2 separate regions of the Homo sapiens genome follow, and region 1 is linked to region 2. A link is a contact called in ENCODE Hi-C or POLR2A ChIA-PET data. All regions are on one chromosome and are shown on one strand. The core of a region is the stretch at or near the end of the contact, and the rest is flanking DNA. Distances in the headings are between cores, read along the strand shown. Region 1 holds the start of PLIN4 (perilipin 4). Region 2 holds the start of EEF2 (eukaryotic translation elongation factor 2).

The links. A loop is a pair of places that touch in the nucleus more often than their neighbours do. ChIA-PET counts read pairs that join two places held with the same protein, here RNA polymerase II (POLR2A).
Region 1: a map of sigmoid colon shows a loop between it and region 2 (2.6-fold over the local background). The contact joins the promoter of PLIN4 here to the promoter of EEF2 in region 2. A Hi-C loop is called at or near these places in 1 of 168 maps with a recorded cell type or tissue (sigmoid colon). POLR2A ChIA-PET finds 5 or more read pairs at or near these places in 2 of 52 experiments (H1 and activated T-cell).

What each region holds. Positions count from the first base shown.
Region 1 is chr19:4,513,460-4,520,035 of GRCh38, forward strand. PLIN4 (perilipin 4) reads right to left here and starts at 5,027. Exons shown (of 8, transcript NM_001367868.2): 1 at 4,926-5,027; 2 at 4,763-4,830; 3 at 4,095-4,239; 4 at 3,158-3,219; 5 at 1-242. The coding sequence starts at 4,813.
Region 2 is chr19:3,980,521-3,987,013 of GRCh38, forward strand. EEF2 (eukaryotic translation elongation factor 2) reads right to left here and starts at 4,943. Exons shown (of 15, transcript NM_001961.4): 1 at 4,858-4,943; 2 at 3,616-3,830; 3 at 2,590-2,771; 4 at 2,287-2,498; 5 at 1,726-1,904; 6 at 1,427-1,532; 7 at 819-932; 8 at 321-459; 9 at 1-189. The coding sequence starts at 4,860. SNORD37 (small nucleolar RNA, C/D box 37) reads right to left here and starts at 2,052; the gene lies at 1,987-2,052. RefSeq lists enhancers at 953-1,804, 3,509-4,360, 3,654-3,873, 5,129-5,178 and a silencer at 4,739-4,848.

The DNA.
Region 1 (6,576 bases), core at 3,777-6,276, 530 kb after region 2:
CCGGTGAGGACAGCCTTCGAGGTGTCCAGACCCCCTTGGACGGCCCCCTTAGCCATGTCCATGGCCCCTGTGACCCCGCTGGACACCACCTCCTTGGTGCCCGTAAGTGCAGACCGAGTGGTGTCCAGGCCTCCCTGGACCACTCCCTTAGCCACGTCCACCACGCTGGCCACCCCGGAGGACACGGCATCCTTGGCCCTGGACATCTTGGAACACACCAGGTCTTTGGCCCCGGACACCATCTGCTGAGAAAGGACACAGGTGGATCAAGAGAAGGACTGAGAGGTGTACTCCACCCCGATGTCTGCCAGCCCAGCCCCCTAGTGTGCTTTGGGGCAAGGAACTGCAGGCACCCAGAGGCCCCACCTCCTCAAAAAGCAAGCTGCTTCCTCCTCACCCCGACCCCGGTCAGCCAGACATTCATCGGGCTGTGGTGTGGCACCCTGGCTCTCCGGGATGAAGTCCTCATGAGCTCACAGCGCCAGCCTCTTCCATTCTCACGCACCCCCTTTCCCGGCTGCAGGCAGGCCTCGTCCATGACAGCATGTCCTAGGCTTGGACTCAGCCAGGGTCCCCAGGCCTGGACTCAACGCAGGTCCTACAGTTACATTTCTGTTCCTCTTGCTTATTCTCCATTCATGGCAAATGTTGAGCCTGGCGTCCCAGGGACACCAGGGAGACTAAATTGCTTATTAAAATCATTATATCCAGGCTGGGTGTGATGGCTGATGCCTGCAATCCTAGCATGTTGGGAGGCCAAGGTGGGAGGATCACTTGAGCCCAGGAGTTTAAGATCAACCTGGGCAACCAAACAAGACCCAGTCTCTACAAAATTTTAACAACTGGCTGGGCGGGGGGCACACCTGTAGTCCCAGCTATTTGGGAGGCTGAGGTGGGAGGATTGCTTGAGCCCAGGAGGTTGAGGCAATAGTGAGATATGATCGTACCACTGTACTCCAGCCTGGGCAACAACATGAGATTCTGTCTCAAAAATAATGATATACGCCTGTAATCCCAGCACTTTGGGAGGCCGAGGCGGGCAGATCACGAGGTCAGGAGATCGAGACCATCCTGGCTAACACAGTGAAACCCTGTCTCTACTAAAAAAATACAAAAAATTAGCCGGGTGTGGTGGTGGGCGCCTGTAGTCCCAGCTACTCGGGAGGCTGAGGCAGGAGAATGGCATGAACCCGGGAAGGCGGAGCTTGCAGTGAGCCGAGATCGCGCCACTGCACTCCAGCCTGGGTGAAAGAGCGAAACTCTGTCTCAAATAATAATGATAATGATAATAATAATAATATATTCAGGCTGGGCACAGTGGCTCATGCCTATAATCCCAGCACTATGGGTGGCTAAGGCAGGAGGATTGCTTGAGCCCACGAGTTTAAGAGCAGCCTGGGCAACGGTGAGACCCCATCTTTAAAAAAAAAAACAGGCCGGGCACGGTGGCTCACGCCTGTAATCCCAGCACTTTGGGAGGCCGAGGCAGGTGGATCACCTGAGGTCAAGAGTTCGAGACCAGCCTGACCAACATGGCGAAACCCTGTCTCTACTAAAAATACAAAAATTAGCCAGGCATGGTGGCAGGCACCTGTAATCCCAGCTACTCTGGAGGCTGAGGCAGGAGAATCGCTTGAACCCAGGAGGCAGAGATTGCAGTGAGCCGAGATCGTGCCATTGCCCTCCAGCCTGGGTGACAGAGCGAGACTGTCTCAAAAGATAAAAAAAAATTAAAAAACACAAAAATGAATGAAGATGATGATGGCCTAGGAGTTCTAACTCTCGGGTGTACCTGTGAGGTGCTACTTTTTTTGTTTGTTTGTTTTTTGAAACAGAGTCTCACTCTGTCACCCAGACTGGAGTGCAGTGGCGAGATCTCGGCTCACTGCAGTCTCCGCCTCCTGGGTTCAGTAATTTTTCTGCCTCAGCCTCCTGAGTAGCTGGTATTACAGGCGTGCACCACCATGCCCAGCTAATTTTTGTATTTTTAGTAGAGATGAGGTTTCACCATGTTGGCCAGGCTGGTCTCAAACTCCTGAGCTCAACTGATCTGCCTGCCTCAGCCTCCCAAAGTGTTGGGATTACAGGTGTGAACCACCGTGCCCGGCCAAGGTGCTATTTTAATTCAGTAGTTTTCAACTGGGTGATTCTGCCCCCAGGGGGCACTGGGTGATGTCTGGAGACATCTGTAGTTGTCACAACTTGGGGAGGCTCCTGGCATGGAGTAGGTGGAGACCAGGGATGCTGCTCGGCACCCTGCAGTGCCCAGGATGGCCCCACCCCAGAGAATGATCCAACCCCAAATATCCACAGTACTGAGGTTGAGAAGCCCGGAAATTGTATTCTCAGAACACATCTCCCAGCTTTGGCTCAGGTGGGCACCTTGGGCCCTGTAGTTGGAGAGACCCAGGTTCAAGTCCCAGCTTTTTACCCTCTCCTGCTCCCGACACTCGCTGTGTGGCCTTAGGCAAGCCACATGCCCTCTCTGAGCTAATATCCTCATCTGGAAAATGCTGATTAAAACAGATCCTCTTGCCAGGCGCAGTGGCTAATGCCTGTAATCCCAGCACTTTGGGAGGCTGAGGTGGGTGGATCACTTGAGGTCAGGAGTTGGAGACCAGCCTGGTGAAACCAACATGGTGAAACCCCGTATCTACTAAAAATACAAAAATTAGCTGGGCATGGCGGTGAGCACTTGTAGTCCCAGCTACTCAGGAGGTTGAGGCAGGAGAATCGCTTGAACCTGGGAGGCAGAGGTTGCAGTGAACTGAGATTGTGCCACTGCACTCCAGCCTGGGTGAAACAGCAAAACTGCATCTCAAAAAATAAAAGTAGAAGAAATAAAGTGCTTACGCTGCTGTCGCTTTGGTCTCATCTTGCCAGGCACAGCCCTGTGTAGACTGGAACCTTACGTGATTAGAGTGGGGTAGCACTGCACCCATTTCACAGATGTGGAAATAGAGGCTCAGAGGGGAAGCTCCGCCTGGGATCCCCAGGCTGTCTGCCTTCCCTCAGGCCCACAGCAGCCCCCCAGATAGCAGGAACTGAAATGTCCCAGGAGGGAGCAGCCCCCCAGATAGCAGGAACTGAAATGTCGCAGGAGGGGGCACCCCCAGGGCTCCTGCCACATCAGACCCTGCCCTGCACATCCTCTCACCTTTTCCGAAGGTTGCAGCTCCTTCTCCGTCCATGGGGCCGTCTGCTCTGGGTGGGCAGCCACTGTGGGGACAGGGGCCGGTCAGGGAGAGTGAGGGATGCAGTTAGAACCATCTACCCGGCTGCCCATTGCACAATAGCCAGGCACAGCCTAAAAGGTCAGGAATGTTTCAGCTACCCCGCCAGGGACAGCAGGAGGTGACATCCACGGCTACCAGCCAGACCTGGTCACCCCCCAACCCCGCTGGGGGCTCCCCCCAAGCCCAGGGCCGCTGTTCCCTGAAGTAGGGCTCTGTGGAACTTCCTCTGCTGGGTGGACACCCACCCTGAGTCCCGGGGTTCATATAGCCTGGCATGGGGGAACAGCCCCTTGCCCAGCCCGCCCCGCCCCCACCGCAGCTGCCTGCTGCCTATTGCCAGGCCAAGGCATGTGGAGCAGAAGTCAGCTGCCTGGGGCTCTGGGCCCAGAGGGAGGCCCAGCTCAGGCGGCTGCCCCAACCCTGGGTTCCCTGTCACCGTCCCTGATCGCCCAAGCTGAGCCACAGGAGGCTGGGGAGCCCCTGGGCTGTGTGACCCCAGGGGAGCTGTTGCTCCTCCCTGGGAGTCTGGATCTCACTCTGATGAGCTCAGATGGGCAGAGCACCCAGCCTGGGCCATGGTGCATCAGAAACGGAGTGCAGGGTGGGGGAACGGCCGAGGGACTGAGTGGGGGGGCATTGCAGGGAGACAGGCTGGGTTGAAAGCCACCTTCGGCCACTCACCCCCCATATTTATGCCTCAGTTTCCCCATCCACCACAAGATGTCCTAGTGTCTGATGAGAGCACACAGACAAATATGGAGGACTCCCCAAATGGCTGGAAGTCCCTGCCCGGGGAGCTCCTTCTCCCAGGTCCATGTGTAGAGTCCCCCCACGCCCCCAGCTGGGCCAGCCACTCACCCTGAGCCTGTGGTTGGGCAGCCTCGGCAGCAGGCGCTCCTGTGGGGTCAGCGGCCGGCCGGGCTCTCGCCGAGCTATGTGCGTTGGCCACCAGGTTCCGGGCAGAGCTGAAGCCAGGCAGGGACCCAAAGAAGCTGCCCAGGGTCTGCATGGGGGCGGGGGGTGTGCAGGATGAGCAGGCCAAGCCTCGGCAGGAACGGGTCAGAGGAAGCATCGATTGATCAGCCCAATGCCGCCCCGGCCCCTTGCTCCTGGGTGACCTCAGGAAAGTGTTTCAGCCACTCAGCCTCAATTTCCACACCTGGGCAATGGGCAGACTCAGCCTGCCTCCCATGCACAGAGGAAAAGATCGTCTACCCGATCTCCAAAGACCTTTTCCTTCCAGGATCCCCACTGCACAGATGGGGAAACTGAGGCTCAGAGAGGGGCGGAGCTGAGGCCGGCCCAAGGTCACTTGCTGGGGAAGGTGTCGAGGTCTGCGTGGGTCCCCCGCCTCCAGCTTGGGTCAGAAAGGAAGGGATTGGCATCATGGCTCCCAGACCGCCCCCACCAGCCCACCAGGGAAGCACCTCTCCAGATTCGAGACCCCAGGACTGTGGAGGTCACCTTCCCCGGCTCTGGGGCATCTCCAGGCCCCAGCAAGAATCTGCCCCATTTCCCCTCTTTACCTTGCCCTTCGGTTTGGGGGGATCCCGTCTCCCTTCGTCTGGAGCAGACATAGTGAGAACGTGAGAAGCTGGAAGGGGGCAGAGAAGGTGCGTGAATGGGGGTTCCCTAGCCTCCCATCCCACACCCACTCCCCACTGAAAGCCTGAGCAGCCCGACACCCACCTGCAGGCCTGGCCTCACCCTGGTGTCACCGAAGCAGACGCGGCCCCGCTCACCTGGACTGCGCGGGGTCCCCTGGAGGACGGACCGGCCCGGCTGGCAGCTGGCTCTACCCTCAGCTCCCTGGCCTTATAGGGTCCGGGGCAGGCGCAGGCCCAGCCAGCAGCGGCAGGCGGCCAATGGGCCCGGGGGAGGTGGCCTGGACGGTCACATGGCTACCTGCCCAGCCCAGCATGGGCCCAGGCCCAGCACCTTTCCCCTGTTTCCTGCCCACAGCTTGCATCAGGCTGAGTGGCTCACAGGCCAGATGGGCTCCCCTCCCGGGCCCCTGAGCCTCCAGTTCCATCCACGAGGTGGGTGTAGTTCAAATCTCTGCTGCACCAGGATGCCTTGGCCAGTTACCATCTTTTTGCTTCAGGTTTCTCTCTCGTACTCCGCACCACGTCCCGTAACATCCAGCTTCTTCTCTGCTCTCATCTCCCCCAGCTTCCTCCTTCGCTTGCTTCATCCCAGCCACACAGGCCTCCTCGCTATGCCTCCAGCGCACCTGGCACGGTCCTGCCTTAGGGCCTCTGCACGGGCTGTGCCCTCTGCCTGGAACACCTTCCCTGCAGGTTCCCACAGGGCACCCTCTTCCGCCCACAGAACAGTGCCTGGCATACATTTGGCGCTTAATACACGTTTGGCTCAATGGAGCAACACAGAGAGTGGTTGTGAGCCTCTGTGAGATGAGGTCATGCACTGAACAAATGCTGCCTTCGCGTTACCCAGGCAGAAGCGGGGTCTCGGGGTCTCGGCAAGGAGCAGGGGGTGTCCTCAGTGTGGAGGGGAGCCCATCACTCTCCGGAAGGGACTTGGGCCAAAACGCAGACCAAGATGGAGCACCAGCCAAGCTGGGGGCACCCTAGGAGTGGAAACCCAGCCTGGGGGGCTTGGGCCAACCCAGGGAGGCTCCCTGGAGGAGGCGTCCTGTTCCAGAAGTGGTGAGGATGGGATTCAAACCCAGACCCTCCTGTTCCAGGAAGTGGTGAGGACGGGATTCAAACCCAGACCCAGGACCTTCGTGCTGAGCCCAGCCTATGTGCTGGGCTGTCTGTGGGTGGGTGGGCAGAGGAATGGCCGTAACGCCCACCCTGGGCTGTGTCCCCCTCCTACCTGCCCCTGAGACAGGGTTCCTAGCCCTGTGTTATTGGGGGTGAGAGGGCAGACCCCATGGGTGGCTCTGGGCACTGGGCTGGGAGGAGGGAGGGTACAGCCACAGGATCTGATGATTCCCAGGCCGTCTGTCTCCTTGGAGCCGACACTGTGTTTGCCAAACAGTGGGGGAACAGAAGGGGGGGTGTCCCCCAACCTCTTCTACCAGCCAGTGCTTCCCAAGGGTGGCTGGGAGAGCTCTGGGTGCCCCTCCCCTTCCCAAAGGGCAGCCACAGCCCAGTGTGTGGAGAGAAAAAATTAAAAAGTGATCATAAACATCCCAGCCAGGATCTACCCCTCCTCTGCCCAGCACCCTCCATGGCTCCCACCTTCTCCGGGGTGGGAGCCCAGGGTCAAAGCCCAAGTCCCCTTCCTGCAGCCCGGTAGGCCCTGCATAACCTGCCTCGTCTGCTCCCCACCTTCCTCTCCTTCTTCTCTTCACTCTGCTCCAGCCACACGG
Region 2 (6,493 bases), core at 3,693-6,192:
TTGGCTTCAGGTAGAGGTCCTCCTTCTTCCCAGGGGTATAGTTGGGCCCCATGATCCTGACCTTCAGGCCAGTGGAGACCAGCCCCGAGAAGACTCGTCCAAAGGCGTAGAACCGACCTTTGTCGGAGGTTGGCACCATTTTGGAAATATACATCATAAGAGGGCCTTTGGGGTCACAGCTTTTAATGCCTGAGGGACAGAGAAAACCCGCAAGCTTTATTCCAGTGCAGCTCAGCCTTCTGGAACCCTGCAACCCACAACCTTGGGCAACAGGAAGTCATCCGGCTGCATCTCAGGGCCCGGCCACCGGGACCACGTACCCATGGCAGCCTCGTCGTCCGGGGGCCCCTCGTACAGGAGCTCGCAGCGGTACTTCTGGGCCGTCACAGGGGAGGGCAGGTGGATGGTGATCATCTGCAACAAGGCGTCTCCGGCAGGCAGCCAGCGGCGCATCACAGCCTGCGGGGGCAGAGAGCGGTGCATGAGACACCTGGGGAGCCCAGGATGGCCCCACCCCGTACACGCTTCCTCTCTTGAAGCCAAGGAAGCCAAAGTCAGGACTAACGTTCTCCAAAGCACAGTCCCTTCTGGAAGGCGGCAAAGGCCATGCACACTCCTGCCAAGGCCCTCACCCACACCTGTCCCGGATGGGGCTGGCTGCTGGGATGTGTCTCCAGCAGCACCCAGAGTCTAAAGCGAAAGGGGCAGCAGCTGTCCCTGCCCAGCTGAGGACTTCAGCCCCCAGGCCTGGGCTGTCAGAGCATCCGGAAACAGCAGCCTGTGTTCCCTCCACCCCGAGGGCTGGGCCCAGGCCGCACCTTCAGCAGGGGTTTGCCTTCTTTGTCCTTGTCCTCGCTGTCCAGTTTGATGTCCAGTTTCTCTATCAGTTTTGCTGTCTCCTCTTTCTTGAAATTCATGATCGCATCAAACACCTACATTCCCCACCAAGAAACAAGAAAGCCCATTTGGGAACAGCAGGAGGAAGCCTGGCACTGCTTCCTGCTTGGAAGACTCAGGTCAGCGCAGGGGGACGCAGCACGGGAGCAGGAGCAGGCCTGGCCTGCCTACCACGGGCCCAGCCAGCTGAGCGGATCGGGAGCTGGAGGAAACCTCGTGGTGGAGCAGAGGAAAAAGCCCACTCTGACTCAGACAAGGACCCAAGTTCTGACTTACAAGCACTGAACCGCCAAAGCCACAAGTTATTCAACCCCCTCAATGCAGGAGAGGTCCCAAGGCTCTGGCTATGCAGTCCAGATCTTAAGAGAGGAGCCCTGACTCCACCTCAGTTAGGAGCTGTGCCTCCTCCCATCTCGCATCTGCCCCACAAGGAGACGGGCCCAGTCAGCCGACAGGCTACCGGCCGGAGCCCACAGGGCCGAGGGCCAATAGTCGCATCGGCGGGGTGCCTGGCGCAGCCCTCACTCACCTTGAAGATGGGGTCCAGGATCAGCTGGCAGAAGGTGCGTGGCAGCTTCTTCCCTTCGGGGCTGGTGGCTGACTTGCTGAACTTGCCGTTGGCTGGGTCAAAGTACCTGGCAAGGAGAGGCCAAGCCAAATCAAGTTAGGGTCTCCAGGGGATGACTTGGGGAGGGTGGTCGCCAAGGGGACATGCTTGGGCAAGACCTGGTGGGCTTGAGCCACGCTGTGAATAGCACACCACGCCCCTACGTCGCTGCCACTACCCCCAGGTGTCAGGAATCCCCCACCATATCCCGCGGGGCTCACCTGTCACCCCACAGCTTCTTCATCATGTCCTCTACTTTCTTGGCCCGCTCGGCAGGCCCCAACTGGCCCTCCCCCTTGGCGGCGAACTTGGCCACATACATCTCGGCAAACTGCTTCAGGGTGAAGGCCCACCCGTGGAGGCCAGACCCAAAGCCCACGGTACCGAGGACAGGATCGATCTGGAAGTGTGAGAAACGAGAAGCAGCCGTGAGGGCCCCTGCGCAGAGCCTGAAGCTACGGGCTGGGCGCCTTGGGCATGGGCCTCAGACGCAGGCTTTCTTCAGTAGACATCTGGTCAAAGTGAAGAAATGATCAGTCATCACGAATAGGGGGGCCAGCCCCTCCACCACCCAGGGCAGCGTTCCCTGAGCTCGTCTCTTCCAGCTGCCCAAAGATCAAGGGCTGGGTCAAGTCGGATGAAAACATTCCAGCCCCCTTCTCTGTCACCCAACATTCCTGGCAAAAACACACTTCCAGTCCCCCTCAGCTCAACTCCACTCCCCACCGGCTCCTGCAGATCCCGCTGCGGCAAGCCCACCACCCAGCTAGGGAGGGCCGTACCATGATGTTGCCCATGGGGCCGCTCTCGCCCTCGCCGTAGGTGGAGATGATGACGTTCACGTTCTCCACGATGCGCTGGAAAGTCTGGTAGAGCTCCTCGGGCTCCAGCTGCAGCTCCAGCAGGGCGCGGTCCATCTTGTTCATCATCAGCACAGGCTTGATGCGCTCGGCAATGGCCTGCCGCAGCACTGTCTCCGTCTGCACGCACACGCCTGGGGACACGGGGGACAGGGCGGCGCTGTCATCCTCAAGCAAGGATGGCCCCCGGTTCCAGGCCGTGCCTCAGGGGGACCCACTGCTTACCTGACACGCAGTCCACCACCACCAATGCGCCATCGGTGACTCGGAGGGCAGCAGTCACCTCCGAGGAGAAGTCGACATGCCCGGGGGAGTCAATGAGGTTGATGAGGAAGCCGGCACCGTCCTTGCTCTGCTTGATGAAGTTCAAGTCATTCTCCGAGAGCTCGTAGAAGAGGGAGATGGCACTGATGGAGGGAGGGACTCGTCAGGGGGACAGGAGCCACACACCTGGCCCAGGGAGTCTGGGATGCTGTCAGAAGCCAGGCTGCTCCTCCCTCCATGACTCATCCCTGGAGAGGCTCCCACAAGAGCCAACCCACCCTTGTCCTTTGCCTCTGTCCGAGACATGCCACCCCCATGACAGGGAACTCCTGGTACCAGCCCCATAGCCAGATCCTCAGAGCCCTCCTGACCAGACATCCTGCCCCACCGACTTGGTCCCAAGATTCATCACACCTGACTCAAAGTAGCAACTAAAAGACCCAGCAGGACGGCAAAAGCCTCCAGAGACTCCGACCCTCCCCTCCTCACTTCTGCCCCTGCTCCAGGGGAAATGAAGAGCCTTAGCCAGAGTCCCTCACCAATGTACCAACCCAGGACAAAAAGCAGTTGGGGTCACCGTACTCTGCGCTCCCCCTACTCATATCGGGGCCAGAAACTGACATGGAATGAACATCATCCAGTGCAACACAGGAGCTTCCCAGCGTCCCAAGCACTAGAACACCCTCCCCTCCCAGGTGTGACAGCCAAACCTCTCCAGATATTGTAGGAGTGGGGGCAAGTCCCCCAGGGAGGGAGAACCACGGAGTTAAGCCCCCTCCTCAAGAAAACCTTCCAGCTCGCAGTACCCCGAATCCCTGTGCCTCTCCATCCTGTCTCGCTGGACTGAACCTCACTCATTCTCCCATGAATTAAGAAACCAGGGGAAAGAGACGTTGCCAAGTCTCTCCCCGCGCACCCTGGCCCAGTGGCCTCCAGCTGCCAGGCCAGCACCTCCCTGCCTGGGTACAGAGGGCACAGGGAGCTCACGTTGACTTGATGGTGATGCAACGCTCCTGCTCGTCCTTCCGGGTATCAGTGAAGCGTGTCTCCCCGGCCCGGGCCGAGGCGATGATGCCCGCCTTGCACACCAGGGAGTCTGTCAGCGTGGACTTGCCATGGTCCACGTGGGCGATGACAGACATGTTGCGGATGTTGGCCTTCTTGTCCATGATGGCGCGGATCTGGTCTACCGTGAAGTTCACCTGGGCAAGACAAGGAGGCTCAGACCAGCTCGTGATTTCCAGGAACACAGCATGGCACGGAGCGTTCAGTCCAAACGAACCAGCATGCCCAAGGCCAGGAGGGGGTTGGTGCTGGGGTGCCCCAAGCCCACCGAATCTTGCCAGCCTAACACCCCTTAAGAGCCACCCCGCAATCTCCAAGGAACCACCGTTAATAGGTGTCATTCATGATTGACAACCCAGAAATAAAAGTGCTCAGGAATAAAACTGAGTGTCAACAGATTTCCTTGATACCAGGTACAAATACTAAAGTCTCATTTGGGGCCAAACACGTAAGGGATGAATCCTCTCCTAAAGCCCCCTCCACGTTGTCACCGGGCCACCCAAACTTCCCCGAGCAAGAAGCTTCATCATAAAATGCAAGGTCACCCCTTGGCAAACGGGATCAGACAAGGCCACCCACCCCAGGAAATAACGGGGAGCCGGAACGGCCCTAACTGCCACAAGCCTACACCTCGTGTCTCAATAAGAGTCTTTGTACATCTGGGAGTCATAGGAAGGACAAGTGCCTAAGGTCGACGATTAACAGCATCAGGAGAAGGTATTTGGAAGGAAAAGGGGAGCCTTTCAGGTGTCGCTTTGCTCGTTCTGCCATTCCCTGCCGCCCCTAGTCCCCCGGCAGAAAATCGATCTCAAACTCGCGGCCCGCGGGTTACATAAGGCGCCTCCCTGTCTCCCCGCTTCCACCGCGGTGCCCGCCATTACTACGCCTGCCACATCATCATTCCCCACCCCCATCCCCGCTAACAACCCAGCTCCAACCAGGTCTGGGCAAGGTTATGGCGCCCTCGGAAACGGAGAAAGGGCTCGGTGAACAGCGCGGCGCACAGACATGGCGGCGGCCGCTTCCCCAGCCCCGGGTCCTCCGGCCCCGCCGCCGCTACGTCTCCTCCTGGCACGGGGGGCCCCAGCGTCCCAGGCTAGGCAGCGTAGGCCCCGCGGAGGCCCCGCCGCCGCTCCGGGGCACCAGCGAGGCAGGGTTACTCACCATGGTGGCGGATGGCGGTGGATTCTCCCAGGTAGAACCGAAAGAAGCGAGTCGCGCCGAGGATGGCGGCGACGACGGCGGAAGAGAACGCTGACGTCAACACTCAGCTTTTTATAGGCGGACGCCGGTTGGGCGGGTCATGTGACTGCGCTGCGAAGGCGGGGCGAAGGGACGCCGCGCAAGCGCACGGAGGCGTGTCCCCCCGCCCGTTAACCCATTCGGCGCCGGCGCGGCGCTCTAGAATAGAAGCTGGGCATCTCGGGGGCGGTGGTCGCCCTCGGTGTGCAGTGTTCAGGTGCACAAAGTAAAGAGCGCCGTTTTAGCTGAGAACGAGAACCATAGCAACGATATTAGCTTACAAGTTGTCCAGTACTTCTATTAAAACCAATTTACAAGGTGAATAGAGTCTGTGGATTATACCCAAGTCAATTTCCCTGTTTGGACATTGTTACGTAAGACGATACCCCTGGGAGAAGCCGAGGGAAAAAGGACACTCGCGACCACTATACTGTTTTTGCAACTCCTTACCTGTAATTATTTCTAAATAAAAACTTTATAAGAAGCAGGCATCGGAATCACTGATCCCACAAATGCATACTGAGCATCTATACACCAGGCATTGTTAGGGGTTTTGTAGATATAGCAGTGGACCAAACACCTTGCTAGCTTGACCACACTGCGTGTTCTTCTACCAGCTACTAGGATTTCTCTGTGCCTCAATTTCACCTGCTCGGAGGTGATCAATACCACCCTATTGTTTGGGGGAGAGTGAAACGAACTAAAGACATCTAAAAGAATTAGGACCGTGCCTGATACCCAACGCTCAATAAACGCTATCTATTTTAATTAGCTAAGATTGCTATTAATAAAACAGTTATTTATTTCAGGACTGGTTTGCCATGTCCCAGGCACCCGGCTAAGCGGTTTACTGGCACAATTTCATTTTCTATTTCATTTCCTCTCCAGGGGGAGGCGCAGGAAGACTGTTTAGCATTTGTGTCCTAATCTGACCCTAAGAAACAGTTGAATGTATTTCATATCTCATGAATTGGCATTCAATTGTGTAACTCTATCCCTTATGAAAAGCCCAACCCGCTGTTTAGCACATAGTAGGTACTCAGCATTTCTTGCATGAATGATGTTCTCACAGTGCAAATGAACCCCCTGCGGTACATCTTTCCTTAAACTCACTTTGTGAAACAGGAGAGCCACTGCAGTGCTTTTCCTGGGCTGGGAGAGGGGGAGGTGTGGATCCACAAAAAGCAATGCAAATTCCAGCCTGGACTCTAAAATAAACCTGTACACTCCTCCCCCTCACGAATGCTTCGGGCACTTTGCTTTACAAAGCGCTGTCTCAACCTTGGGTTTCATTTAACGGATGATTGCTCTTCCTATCACCATTTAACCCAGTGGAAAACTGAAAAGTATCTTCCGAAAGGATTGAGGCTCTGAAAGGCAGAGGGCGCGGCAGGGAGCAGATGGGAGCGCCCGGGGTCCCTAACCACCTACACCTGTACCTGTGACGCGTTTAGTTAAGTTGCAAGTCAAGCGCATGCGCCATTTGGGGCATGAGTTTTTAGCAGAGGGGTAGTCAGTTTCGCATTATTAATAATAAAATTCTTCAAAATTTTTAAAT